Regions from separate parts of the Homo sapiens genome. Here region 2 is linked to region 1. A link is an interaction called in ENCODE POLR2A ChIA-PET data of the cell type or tissue named here. Cell type or tissue: PC-9. All regions are shown on one strand. Links, peaks and the distances in the headings refer to the core of each region. The heading gives the core; the rest is flanking DNA. Region 1 has its middle 13 kb from the start of H2AZ2-DT. Region 2 overlaps PPIA (peptidylprolyl isomerase A).

What was found. ChIA-PET counts read pairs that join two places held together with the same protein. Peaks named below come from ENCODE experiments on the same cell type or tissue, not always from the same donor. Only the 100,000 strongest peaks of a DNase experiment are listed, where the experiment ranks them.
Region 2: POLR2A ChIA-PET joins it to region 1 with 13 read pairs; 12 of 35 experiments call an interaction of 5 or more read pairs at or near these places.

The regions. Positions count from the first base shown.
Region 1 is chr7:44,858,212-44,865,217 of GRCh38, forward strand. No RefSeq gene overlaps it. Among named protein-coding and RNA genes, the nearest start is that of H2AZ2-DT, 13 kb to the left of the region's middle. In PC-9, for the core only: no CTCF peak of the experiment used is centred there; a DNase peak (open chromatin) is centred at 3,960.
Region 2 is chr7:44,802,652-44,809,657 of GRCh38, forward strand. PPIA (peptidylprolyl isomerase A) reads left to right here. Exons shown (of 5, transcript NM_021130.5): 5 at 1-466. Among named protein-coding and RNA genes, the nearest start is that of PPIA, 9.5 kb to the left of the region's middle. In PC-9, for the core only: no CTCF peak of the experiment used is centred there; a DNase peak (open chromatin) is centred at 2,550; H3K27ac peaks cover 1,407 bases.

The DNA of each region.
Region 1 (7,006 bases), core at 2,872-5,371:
ATATTCTCATTTATTTTGCCCCATTTTCAACTGGGTATGTTGAAGTAAATTTAAAGTAAATTGGCAACAAATGTTTTTACAAGAAAATTGTTTCTTTAAAAAAAACTTGGGTCACTAGAATTTGTACAATGTGCATGCATTACCTATTTTATCCACTAGCAATGCACAAATGGAAAATGAAACTTTTTTTTTCTCTTGCAGAAATGTAACTTGTATATATTTTTTTCCTTTTTTTTTTTGAGCCAGAGTCTCACTGTGTCGCCCAGGCTGGAGTACAGTGGCAGGATCTTAGTTCACTGCAACCCCTGCCTCCCATGTTCAAGCGATTCTCCTGCCTCAGCCTCCTGAGTAACTGGAACTACAGGTACCCGCCACCATGCCTAGCTAATTTTTTTGTATTTTTAGTAGAGACGGGGTTTTGCCATGTTGGCCAGGCTGGTCTCAAACTCCTGACCTCAAGTGATCCGCCCGCCTTGGCCTCCCAAAGTGCTGGGATTACAGGCGTGAGCCACCCCACCCAGCCTGTTTCATCAAATTTATATGCTACAAAATAGTAAGCCCTCTCAATTTCACTCCATTCCAGTACAGAATATAATGGGTTTTTTTTGTTTTGTTTTTTGTTTTTTTTTGAGACAGAGTCTTACTCTGTCACCCAGGCTGTAGTGCAGTGGCTGCCATTTCAGCTCATTGCAACCTCTGCCTCTCAGGGTCAAGTGATTCTCCTCCCTCAGCCTCCAGAGTAGCTGGGATTACAGGCATGCGCCACCACACCCAGATAATTTTTGTACTTTTAGGAGAGACGAGGTTTCGCCATGTTAGCCAGGCTGTCTCAAATTCCTGACCTCACGTGATCTGCCAGCCTCAGCCTCCCAAAGTGCGGGGATTACAGGCATGAACCACCACGCCTGGCCAGAATATACATTTATCCAATTAAAAATGGAAGTTCATTGCTTCGAGAGGCTGAGGTGGGAGGATTGCTTGAACCCAGGAGTTCAAGACCAGCCTGGGCAACATAGCGAAACCCCATCTCTACAATAAATACAAAAAGTTAGCTGGGTGTGGTGGTGGTCCCTGCCTATAGTCCCAGCTACCCTGGAGGCTGAGGTGGGAAAATCACCTGAGCCTAGGAGGTTGAGGCTGCAGTGAGCCAAGATCGTGCCACTGCACCCCTGCCTGGTGACAGAGTAAGACCTGTCTCAAAAAAAAAAAAAAAAAAAAGTTGCATTACAAGATTTTTTCCATAAGCCAAGGTATTTCAGAGTGATTTATCATTATTTTTTCAAGCTTTCCCTGCTAGGGATCAAGTCTAATGTCTTCCTGTTTGCAAGTATTGCTCTCAACACTTTGCAACTTAGTAAGGGCTCATAAACCGAAGTTTCTTTCTTTCCTTTTTTTTTTTTCTTTTAGATGGAGTCTCACTCTGTCACCCAGGCTGAAGTGCAGTGGCATGGTATCAGCTCACGGCAACCTCCACCTCCCAGGTTGAAGCAATTCTCCTGCCTCAGCCTCCTGAGTAGCTGGAATTACAGGTGCCTGCCACTGTGCCTGGCTAATTTTTGTATTTTTAAGAAAGACTGGGTTTCACTATGTTGGCCAGGCTGGTCTTGAACTCCTGACCTCAAGTAATCTGCCTGCCTTGGCCTCCTGAAGTGCTGGGATTACAAGCCTGAGCCACTGCTCCCGGCCTGAAGTTTCTTTCTTTTTTTTTTTTTCAGAGTCGGAGTCTCACTCTGTCACCCAGGCTGGAGTGCAATGTTTCAATCTCAGCTCACTCCAACCTCCACCTCCTGGGTTCAAGCAATTCTCCTGCCTCAGCCTCCCAAGTAGCTGGGATTACAGACACCCACCACCATGCCCAGCTAATTTTTGTATTTTTAGTAGAGGCAAGGTTTCACCATATTGGCCAGGCTGGTCTCTTGACCAGGCTGGTCTCGAACTCCTGACCTCGTGATCCACCTGCCGTGGCCTCTCAAAGTGCTTGGGATCACAGGCATGAGCCACCGTGCCTGGCCGAAGTTTCTTATCATTCTATTCATTCAATGCTCAGATGAAAGGTTCCCAATTGATTTTAAATAAAATACTATCAGCTGGGCGCAAGTGGCTCATCTGAGGTCAGGAGTTGGAGACCAGCCTGGCCAACATGGTGAAACCTCATCTCTACTAAAAATACAAAAAATTAGCTGGGCGTTGTGGTGGACGTCTCCAATCCCAGCTACTCAGGAGGCTGAGGCAGGAGAATCGCTTGAACCCGGGAGGCGGAGGTTGCAGTGAGCTGAGATCACACCCTTGGACTCCAGCCTGGGCAACAAGAGTGAAACTCCTTAATCAATCAATCAATCAATCAATAAAATACTACCAAAATTTAGAGGCTTCATTTATCAAAAATTTCAGTATAGGATAGGTTGATTTTCAAAGGCTTAAACATTTCTAAAAAGGATGATGGGCAAAACCTGCCATGCTGAAGTGCTTTTTAAAAATTTATTTATTTTTATTATTATTTTTTTTTGAGACAGGGTCTCTCTCTGTTGCCCAGGCTGGAGTGCAGTGGTGCAATCATAGCTCTCTGCTGCCTTGAAGTCCTGGGCTCACATGATTCTCCTGCCTAAGCCTCCCAATTAGCTAGGACTACAGATGCCTGCCACAATGCTAGCTAATTACAAAAAAATTTCTTTTATATAGATGAAGTCTTGCTATGTTGCCCAGGCAGGCTGGCCTCAAGCGTTCCTCCCAGTTAAGCCTCCCAAAGTGCTGAGATTGCAGGTGTGAGCCGAAGTGCTTTTTAGATTCAACATCTACTTTATCACAGCAATTTTGTAGGTTAGTTACTCAAAACTTGTTAAAATTTGGCTACTACATCTTCTATTTTAGTTGGTAAAATAAAACAGCTTGCTTGGACATTATTATGAATTATATGTACACTACATCCAATTCCAAGTACATTTATCCTCCATTGATTTCCTAATTCATTAAATACATTTTTGTATTACCATGATCTGCTCCACCCAACTTTGTATTATCACAAATACAATTTTAATTGTTGAACTTAAAAAAAATTTTTTTTAAGTTCCTGGGTACATGTGCAGAATGTGCAGGTTTGTTGCATAGATAAACATGTGCCATGATGGTTTGCTGCACAAATCAACCCATAGCCTAGGTATTAAGGCCAGCATGCATTAGATCTTTTTCCTAATGCTTTCCGTCCCTGCAATGCTTCCCCGACACGTTCCAGAATTGTTGGACTTTTAAACTAATTTCATAGTAACATTAAAATATCAGATTGTTTTACTTCAACACTGATTAAAAGAATTGAGTGAAAAATTTGAAACTTACCAGAATTAATGAAGTCAATTTTTCTATTTGAACCTGAATATGTTACTGATAAAACTGGCATCACATAACTGGAAGTTCTATGTAGTAACATATATCTAGTCTAGTCTGCATATTAAGAGCCGTGGCTTCACTTTTTGTATGGGCATAAGAAAACTCTGAATTGAAGATGAGAAGATGAGTGAAATTAATTAAAAACAGTCAATTTATTTAAGTAAAAAGTCTTGCTTCACAGAGTGATTTGTAAGTGTACCTTCTGTATTAATTGTATTAATTAAATCATTGTCTCTGGGTAATTTTTTTTTTTTTGAGACAGAGTTTTGCTCTGTCACCCAGGCTGGAGTGCAGTGGCACAATCTCAGCTCACTCAATGTCTGCCTCCTGGGTTCAAGTGGTTCTCCCGCCTCAGCCTCCCAAATAGCTGGGATTACAGGCACCCGCCACTATGCCCAGGTAATTTTTGTATTTTTAGTAGAGATGGGATTTCACCATGTTGGCCAGGCTAGTCTTGAACTCCTGACCTCAAGTGATCCACCCGCCTCAGCCTCCCAAAGTGCTGGGATTACAGACATGAGTCACTGTGCCTGGCCTCTGGGTAATGTTTATTTAAGATAATTGCTAAATTTTGAAGTAGATGCAGAAACTTCTACAGAAAATTTATGTCTACTGGATTTCCTGTGGTTATTGATCTTTTTATTTTTTGAGACAGAATCTCGCCCTGTCACCCAAGCTGGATTGCAGTGGCGTGATCTTGGCTTACTGCAACCTCTGCCTCCTGGGCTCAAGTGATTCTCCTGCCTCAGCCTCCTGAGCAGCTGGGATTACAGGCGCCTGCCACCACACCTAGCTAATTTTTGTATTTTTAGTATAGATGGGTTTTCACCATGTTGGCCAGGCTGGTCTTGAATTCCTGACCTCAAGTGATCCACCAGCCTTGGCTTCCCAAAGTGCTGGGATTACAGGTGTAAGCCACCACGCCCAGCCTGGTTATTGATCTTGATATGGCATTGATAGTAAATGTCAACAAAAAATTTGTGCAGGTTATACACAGAAATGGAAATTCAGTATTCACTTAGGTATTTTTTTAGACACCTTTTAAGCTCATTATTGAAGAAAGGGCTTATTGCAAAATAAAAAAATTATCAAATAACAAATATAGATTTCTACCATACAATAAGTGGTAAAATAGTTGTAGCAAGAACGTTTAGAATTCTCTCTGTACATGGTTCATACATCACTAGCCTATCATTTATTACTGATCCCAGATAGCAGCCTGAAAAACTTCTCCAACCACCACAACTACAGAAGGAATGAGCTCTTCCCAGCCACTCCAAGTGCACTGTTTTGTCAGCAAGTGCTGTCCATGCTGACTTGAGAGGAAAATGTTATATTGAGTTTGGGAGGGTCAAGCACAGGGACGTCATTGCTGGTCTTTTTTCAAATTTAACCAGGTGTTCAAGCGAGAACTCTGTTCATTGAGCACAATACTAGACCATGACAAGCTAGGAATACAAAGTAGAGGTCTAGTAAGCTAATCCCTGCTTATTCTAGTAAAAGTAAAAATCATATTACCTTGTAAAGACTGAAAAATCTGGGACAAATGCTAAACTGATGGCATACTGAGACAACAGACAAAATGGGACTGTCCAAGGCAAATGCTACTCATGGTAACGAAGAGGATGGATAGAGACAGAGTTAGGATCAAGATTTCTCAATCTCCATTTTATGTTATTTCAATTATTATTTATTATTTTATTTTATATTTTATTTATTATTTTTTTGGAGACAGAGTCCCACTCTGTTGCCCAGGGTGGAGTGCAGTGGTACGATCTCTGCTCACTGCAACCTCTGCCTCCTGGGTTCCAGCAATTCTCCCACCTCAGCCTCCTGAATAGCTGGGATTATAGGCACCTGCCACCATGCCCAGCTACTTTTAAAAAAATTTTTAGTAGAGATGGGTTTTGCCATGTTGGCCATGCTGGTCTTGAACTCCTGACCTCAAGTGATCCACCTGCCTCAGCCTCCCAAAGTGTTTGGATTGCAGGTGTGAGCCATCGTGCCTGACCTGTTATTTCAATTTTGAACCATGCAAATGTATTATCTATTTTAAAGTTAGACTAAAAAAAGAAAAAAAGACATAGAATAGTGTATAGAATGCCAACATCTGTGGGCATCTGTTTATATAAAAAAAAAGACCTACTTATTTATAATTTACTTTATTTATTTATTTTTTTGAGATGGAGTCTTACTCTGTCACCCAGTCTGGAGTGCAGTGGCGCAATCTCAGCTCACTGCAACCTCTAGTCTCCTGGGTTCAAGTGATCGCCCTGCTTCAGGCTCCCAAGTAGCTAGGACTACAGGCATGTGCCACCATGCCTGGCTAATTTTTTTTTTTTTTCGTAGAGATAGGGTTTTACCATATTAGCCTGGTCTTCAACTCCTGAGCTCAGGTAATCCACCTGCCTCAGCCTCCCAAATTGCTGGGATTACAGGTATAATTTACTCTTTTTAAACTAGCAGTCTCCAATGTTTTTGGCACCAGGGACCGATTTCATGGAAGACAAATTTTCCATGTCCTAGGCGGGGGGATGGTTTGGGGATGATTCAAACGCATTACATTTATTGTGCAATTTATTATTATTACATTGTGATATATAATGAAATAATTGTACAATTCATCATAATGTAGAGTCAGTGGGAGCCCTGAGCTTGTTTTCCTGCAATTAGACAGTCCCATCTCAGGGAGGATGGAAGACAGTGACAGATCATCAGGCATTAGATTCTCATACAGAGCACACAACCTAGATCCATTGAATGCAAAGTTCACAATAGGGTTTGTGCTCCTATGAGAATCTAATGCCACTGTTGATCTGACAGGAGGTGGAACCAGTGGGAACTCAGGCAGTAATGTTCACTCGTTGGCTGCTTACTTTCTGTTATAGGCCAAGGACCCAGTACTGGTCTGTGGCCCAGGAATTGGGGAACCCTGTTTTTAGTTTTGTTTTGTTTTTTGAGACGGAGGCTTGCTGTGTCACGCTGGAATGCAGTGGTGCGATGTCAACTCACTGCAACTTCTGCCTCCTGGGTTCAAGCGATTCTCCTGCCTCAGCCTCCTGAGTAGCTGGGACTACAGGCACACACCACCATGCCCAGCTAATTTTCGTATTTTTAGTAGAGACAGAGTTTCACCATGTTGGCCAGGATGGTCTCAATCTTGTGACCTTGTGATCTGCCCTCCTCGGCCTCCCAAAGTGCTGGGATTACAGGCATGAGCCACTGTGCCCAGCCGGGAACACTGTTTTAAACAATATTCTGAGGCTCTTCATATTTTACTTGTAGTCAGTGAAGAGAAGATCTAAAAATAAGGAAATGCCTTTGTCATTCCAAGTACAAAATTTCTTAGCTTGCCATAAATGAAGAGGGTTAGAATATAAGTCCTCACTTAATGTCATTGATAGGTTCTTGGAAATGGAACTTTAAGTTAAATTGGTTTTTAACAAAACCAATTTTATCATAGGCTTGTGAAAGTTAGAGATACCAGGAAGAAATCACTTTTCTCAGACCCAGGCAAAGTAGGACCAGGAAGGTCTGAAGGAGAGGAGGCTCATGCTTGCATATCTGAAATAAGAACTGTTTCCAAGGACTTTCTAAAAATCCTTTCATATCCTTCACAAATCTC
Region 2 (7,006 bases), core at 1,606-4,105, 57 kb before region 1:
TTGTAGCATATAGAGCCTCTCCCTAGCTTTGGTTATGGAGGCTTTGAGGTTTTGCAAACCTGACCAATTTAAGCCATAAGATCTGGTCAAAGGGATACCCTTCCCACTAAGGACTTGGTTTCTCAGGAAATTATATGTACAGTGCTTGCTGGCAGTTAGATGTCAGGACAATCTAAGCTGAGAAAACCCCTTCTCTGCCCACCTTAACAGACCTCTAGGGTTCTTAACCCAGCAATCAAGTTTGCCTATCCTAGAGGTGGCGGATTTGATCATTTGGTGTGTTGGGCAATTTTTGTTTTACTGTCTGGTTCCTTCTGCGTGAATTACCACCACCACCACTTGTGCATCTCAGTCTTGTGTGTTGTCTGGTTACGTATTCCCTGGGTGATACCATTCAATGTCTTAATGTACTTGTGGCTCAGACCTGAGTGCAAGGTGGAAATAAACATCAAACATCTTTTCATTATCCCTAGTATTTCTTATTCCATTAATTAACAGAATAGCCTCACCACGTTGTCATTAACTGCTTTTATTCATCCAAGTATTTAACTTTTTTTTTCTTTTTTATTTGAGACAGTTTGGCTCTTGTTGCCCAGGCTGGAGTGCAATGGCACTATCTCCACTCACTGCATCCTCTGCCTCCCAGGTTCAAACGATTCTCCTGTCTCAGCTTCCAGAGTAGCTGGGATTACAGGTGTATGCCACCACACCCAGCTAATTTTTTGTATTTTTAGTAGAGTAGGGGTTTACCATGTTCATGGCCAGGCTGGTCTCAAACAGACCTCAGGTAATCCGCCCGCCTTGGGCTCCCAAAGTGCTAGGATTTCAGGCGTGAGCCACCGCGTCCAGCCCCATTCCTTTTTTTTTTTTTTTTTTAATTTCTCCAGTGCCCAGCGTGATCCCTGACATCTGGTATTAGAGTTCAATACTTGGGCCGGGCCTCGGTAATCCCAGCACTTCGGGAGGCCAAGGCAGGCAGATTACCTGAGGTCAGTAGTTTGAGACCAGCCTGGCCAACGTAGAGAAACTCCATCTATTAAATATGCAAAAATTACATGGTCATGGTGGTGCATTTCTGTAATCCCAGCTATTTGGGAGGCTGAGGCAGGAGAACTGCTTGAAACCAGAAAGCACAATGAGCCAAGATCGTGCCACTGCACTCCAGCCTGGGAGACAGAATATGAGAGACTCTGTCCCAAAAAAAAAAAAGGTCCGGCTGTGGTGTCTCATACCTGTAATCCCGGCACTTCGGGAGGCCAAGGCCTGAGGACCTTGAGCCAAGGAGTTTGAGACCAGCCTGGGCAATATAGGGGGACCCTGACTCTACAAATAAGAAAATAAGCTGGGATGCCAGGTGTGGTGGCTCACTCCTGTAATCCCAGCACTTTGGGAGGCCGAGGTGGACGGATCACCTGAGGTCAGGAGTTTGAGACCAGCCTGGCCAACCTGGTGAAACCTCATCTCTACTAAAAATACAAAAAAAAATTAGCCAGGCATAGTGGCAGGCACCTGTAATCCTAGCTACTTGGTAGGCTGAGGCAGGAGAATCCTTGAACCTGGGAGGTGGAGGTTGCGGTGAGCTGAGATTGGGCCATTGCACTCCAGCCTGGGGGACAAGAGTGAGACTTTGTCTCAAAAAAGAAAGCTGGATGTGGATGCATATGCCTGTGGTCCCAGCTACTCAGGTGTCTGAGGTGGGAGGATCCCTTGTGCCTGGGAGGTCGAGGGTGCAGTGAGCTGTGGTAGCACTCCAGCTGGGTGACAGAGAAAGACCCAGTATCAAAAAAAAAAAGTCTTGCTATGTTGTCCAGGTTAGTCTGAAAAACTGGCCTCGGCCGGGCACGGTGTCTCACACTTGAAATCCCAGCACCTTCGGAGTCTGAGGTGAGCGGGTCACGGGGTCAGGAGATGGAGACCATCCTGGCTAACACAGTGAAACCCTGTCTCTACTAAAAATACAAAAAGTTAGCCGGGCATGGTGGCAGGTGCCTGTAGTCCCAGCTACCTGGGAGGCTGAGACAGGAGAATGGTGTGAACCTGGGAGGCAGAGCTTGCAGTGAGCCAAGATCATGCCACTGCACTCCAGCCTGGGTGACAGAGTGAGACTCTTGTCTCAAAGAAAAAAACAAAAAACTGGCCTCAAGCAATCCTCCTGCCTCCATTTCCCAATGTGCTTGGGTTACAGGTGTGAGCCACCATGCCCAACCACTGGGAAGATAATTATGTGCCAAAGTAGACAATTTCCTCCCTCAACAGACCTTTTGAAAGGAAGGCCGGGCCAGGCATGGTGGCTCATGCCTGTAATCCCAGCACTTTGGGAGGCCAAGGCGGGTGGATCACCTGAGGTCAGGAGTTAGCAACCAGCCTGACCAACGTGGTGAAACTACGTCTCTACTAAAAATACAAAAAATTAGCCTGTAATCCCAGCTACTGCGGACGTGGACATTGCAGTGAGCCGAGACCGCACCATTGCACTCCAGCCTGGGCAAAAGAGCAAAATGCTGTCTCAAAAAAAAAAGAAAAAGGAAAGTGAGTCAGATGCCAAGCTGGTATTGCGGCATCAGCTTGTGTAGTAAGATTTGACCTGGTCAGAAAGGTCTCAAATGGCTACCCTGAGAAAGAAGTGGAGCTTGGAAGAAAGGTAACCAGGAAAACCCATCATTTTTCTGCTGGTTGGAGGCTCTCATGGAAACCCTTAGGAAACTTACAAGCTGAGAGGCGGGAGTTTGCCTAGACCACACTGTGAGTTTGCTGTATATATCCACGCCTTACACAGTGAATAAGAAGATACTCAGGGCCGGGCACAGTGGCTCAGACCTGTAATCCCAGCACTTTGGGAGGCTGAGGCGGGTGGATCACCTGAGTCCAGGAATTCGAGACCAGCCTGACCAACATGGTGAAACTCCGTCTCTACTAAAAATACAAAAATTAGCCAGGCATGGTGGCATGCGCCTGTAATCCCAGCTACTTAGGAGGCTTGAGGCAGGAGAATCGCTTGAACCTGGGAGGTGGAAGTTGCAGTGAGCCGAAATTGGCCCCATTGCACTCCAGCCCGGATGACAGAGACTCCGTCTCAAACAAAAAAAAAGATACTTGCCCCAGCGTGGTGGCTCACGCCTGTAATCCTAACGCTTTGGAAAGCTGAGGCAGGCAGATCACCTGAGATCAGGAGTTTGAGACCACCCTGGACAACATGGTGAAACCCCGTCTCTACTAAAAATACAAAAATTAGCTGGGCGTGGTGGCACGCCCCTGTAATCCCAGCTACTTGGGAGGCAGAGGCACCAGAATCACTTGAACCCGGGAGGCAGAGGTTGCAGTGAGCGGAGATTGTGCCACTGCACTCCAGACTTGGGTGACAGAGCAAGACTCCAGCTCAAAAAAAAAAACCAAAAAACTAAAAACTCTGCTTCTCAGAGTTGTGGGGATTAGATATGAAGTACTTAGAAGAGTGGTTAGCACATGGTACATGCATGAACAGTTCTGTTAGTGTGTAAACACCCAGCAGGGATTTGTCTAGCTTTTCACCAGTGTATCCCAGTACCTAGGCTAAAGCTTGGTTCAGAGAAGGCTCAGAAGAAATATCACAGTAACTGTGTGATAGACCCCTTCTGATCCCTTTACAAATATTCTAGGCTGGGCATGGTGGCTCACGCCCGTAATCCCAGCACCCAGGAGGCCAATGCAGGCAGATCGCTTGAACCCAGGTGTTCAAGACCAGCCTGTGCAACATGGTGAAACTCTGTCTATATTAAAAACAGAAAAATTACCCAGGCGGCCGGGCATGGTGGCTCATGCCTGTAATCCCAGAACTTTGGGAGGCCAAGGCGGGTGAATCACGAGGTCAGGAGTGCGAGACCAGCCTTGCCAACATGATGAAACCCAATTTATAGAGGTGGGGATAAGGGACCATCTTTAAGAGTTGCCTACCACAAGTCTATAAAATACAGTTTAAAGACCAGAAATAAAAAGAACCCCAGCATATCTACTAGTATCCCAGAAATGCCCTTTGCAAGCCCTCTTCAGTTGCACGCTCTTTCCTCTTCAGAGGGAACCATGATTCCAATTTTTTTTTTTTTTTTTGAGATGAAGTTTTGCTCTTGTTGCCCAGGCTGGAGTGCAATGATGCAATCTCGGCTCACCGCAACCCTCCGCCTCCCAGGTTCAAGCGATTCTCCTGCCTCAGCCTCCCGAGTAGTTGGGATTACAGGCATGTGCCACCATGCCCGGCTAATTTTGTATTTTTAGTAGAGACTGGGTTTCTCCATGTTGGTCAGGCTGGTCTCGAACTCCCTACCTCAGGTGATCCTCCTGCCTCGGCCTCCAAAAGTGCTGGGATTACAGGCGTGCTCAGCCCATGATTCCAATTTTTGTGTTCATCAATCTCTAGCACCTGTGTCCCTAAAAACATATTGAGAAAAAGTGAGAAGCAAGCACAAACCTAATTGTGCAAAGAAAGGTCGAAATTGCCACTATTATGAGGCAGGCTCCCAGGAGAAGGCAAGTTGAGCAGGCTGGGTTAGAGTGTGGCCTCAGGGTCTTTGAGAACACAAGAACTATTTCTGGGAAAGTCAGCCAATGCCTTTCTCCACCTCAGAAAATCTGTAAAATCTATAATATCTGGTTCACAGTCAGATGTTCCCCCTTGTTCTTATAATGTGTTTTTATGTTTATTGCTTTTTAAAATTCTTTTTCAGTCCAGGTACGGTGGCTCATGCCTGTAATCTCAGCACTTTGGGAGGCCGAGGTGGGCAGATCACTTGAGGTCAGGAGTTCGAGACCAACCTGGCCAACATGGTGAAATTCCATCTCTACTCAAAATACAAAATTAGCCAGGCATGGTGGTGCATGTCTGTAATCCCAGCTACTCAGGAGGCCGAGGCAGGAAAATCGCTTGAACCTGGGAGATGAAGGCTGCAGTGAGCCAAGATCGTACCATTGCACCCCAGCCTGGGCAACAGAGCGAGACTCTGTCTCAAAATAAATAAATAAATAAAATTCTATTTCAGGGTTAATAGGTGCAGCAAACCACCATGGCACACATATACCTATGTAACAAACCCGCATGTTCTACACATGTATTCCATATTTTTATTATTTTTTTTTTGAGATAGAGTTTCGCTCTTGTTACCCAGGCTGGAGTGCAATGGCACAATCTCAGCTCATTGCAACCTCCACCTCCTAGGTTCAAGTGATTCTCCTGCCACAGCCTGCCAAGTAGCTGGGAGGCACCACCATGCCCAGCTAATTTTTGTATTTTTAGTAGAGATGGGGTTTCACTATGTTGATCAGGCTGACCTCGAACTCCTGACCTCAGGTGATCTGCCCACCTCGGCCTCCCAAAGTGCTGGGATTACAGGTGTGAGCCACCATGCCTGGCCTGTTTTTTTTTTTTTTTTTTTTTTTTTTGAAGAAATAAAAAAAAATTCTATTTCAATCCTGCTCTTTCTATGAGGATGTATTTTTAAAATCATTCTTATTAAGGTATAATTTACATACAATTAGAATGTCTTTTATAACTGTTCCTCCTCTCTCCACCATTCCCAGGATCTAATTTAGTTTTACACATTACATTTGACTGTTAGGTGTCTTTGGTTTCTTTTACTCCAGAGCAGTCTTTCCACCTTAAAAAACAAAACAAAACCAAAACCTGTAATTTCTGCTTACTAGCTTTTAAAAATTTATTGAGATTATAATTTACATACCATGAAATTACCTTTTTTGTGTGTGTGTGAGATGGAGTCTGTCTTTGTCACTCAGGCTGGAGTGCAGTGGCCTTGATCTTGGCTCACTGCAACCACCCCCTCCTGGATTCAAGTGATTCTCCCACCTCAGCCTCCCAAGTAGCTGGGATTACAGACGCCCACCTAATTTTTGCATTTTTAGTAGAGACGGGGTTTCACTATGTTGGCCAAGCTGGCCTCAAACTCATGACATCAGGTGATCCACCCATCTTGGCCTCCCAAAGTGCTGGGATTACAGGAGTGAGCCACTGCACCTGGCCAAAATTACCCTTTTTAAGAGCACAGTTCAATAATTTTCAGTTAGTTTTAGAGCATTCCATCACCCCAGTACAAGGCCTTGTTTCCATATGTGGTCAATCTTGCTTCAACTGCAGTCCCCTCACCACCTGGCAACTGCAAACATGCCTTCTGTCTCTATAGATTTGTTGTTTCTGGACTTTTTTTTTTTTTTTTTTTTAAGACAGGGTCTTGCTCTGTTACCCAGGCTAAAGTGCAATGGCACGAACATCATTCACTAACACCTTGACCTCCTGGGCTCAAGTGATCCTCCTGCCTCAGCCTCCCAAGTAGCTGGGACCACAGCTATGTACCACCACGTCTGGGTAATTTTTAAGTTTTTTGTAGAGAAGAGGTCTCATCACGTTGCCCAGGCTGGTCTCGATCTCTGGGCTCAAGCAGTCCTCCCACGTCTGTCTCTCAAAGTGCTGGGATTACAGGTGTGAGCCACTGGGCCTGGCTGGACTTTTACAGTGAATCATACACTGTGTGGTCTTTGCTCCTTCCCACTTTGTTTGTTTGTTTGTTTAGAGATGGAGTCTTGCTCTGTCACTCAACCTGGAGTGCAGTGGTGCAATATAACTCACTGAAGCCTCAAACTCCTGAACTCAGTGCAGGACTGGACTCCTGGACTTTATTTTTTTTTACTCCATGTTTTTCTTGTTTATTTGAATCAATGGTTCTGTATGAATGCAATTTTAGGAAATATAAATATTCATCTTAGGGGACTGGCTAAATCTCAGTCTCTTGAGTAGCTGGGATTACAGGTGCATGGCGACATTGTTTCCCTTAAGTGAAAATGATTTTTTTTTTTTTTTTGAGACGGAGTCTTGCTCTGTCACCCAGGCTGGAGTGCGGTGGCGCGATCTCGGCTCACTGCAAGCTCCGCCTCCCAGGTTCACGCCATTCTCCTGCCTCAGCCTCCCGAGTAGCTGGGACTACAGGCGCCCGCTACCAAGCCCGGCTAATTTTCTGTATTTTCAGTA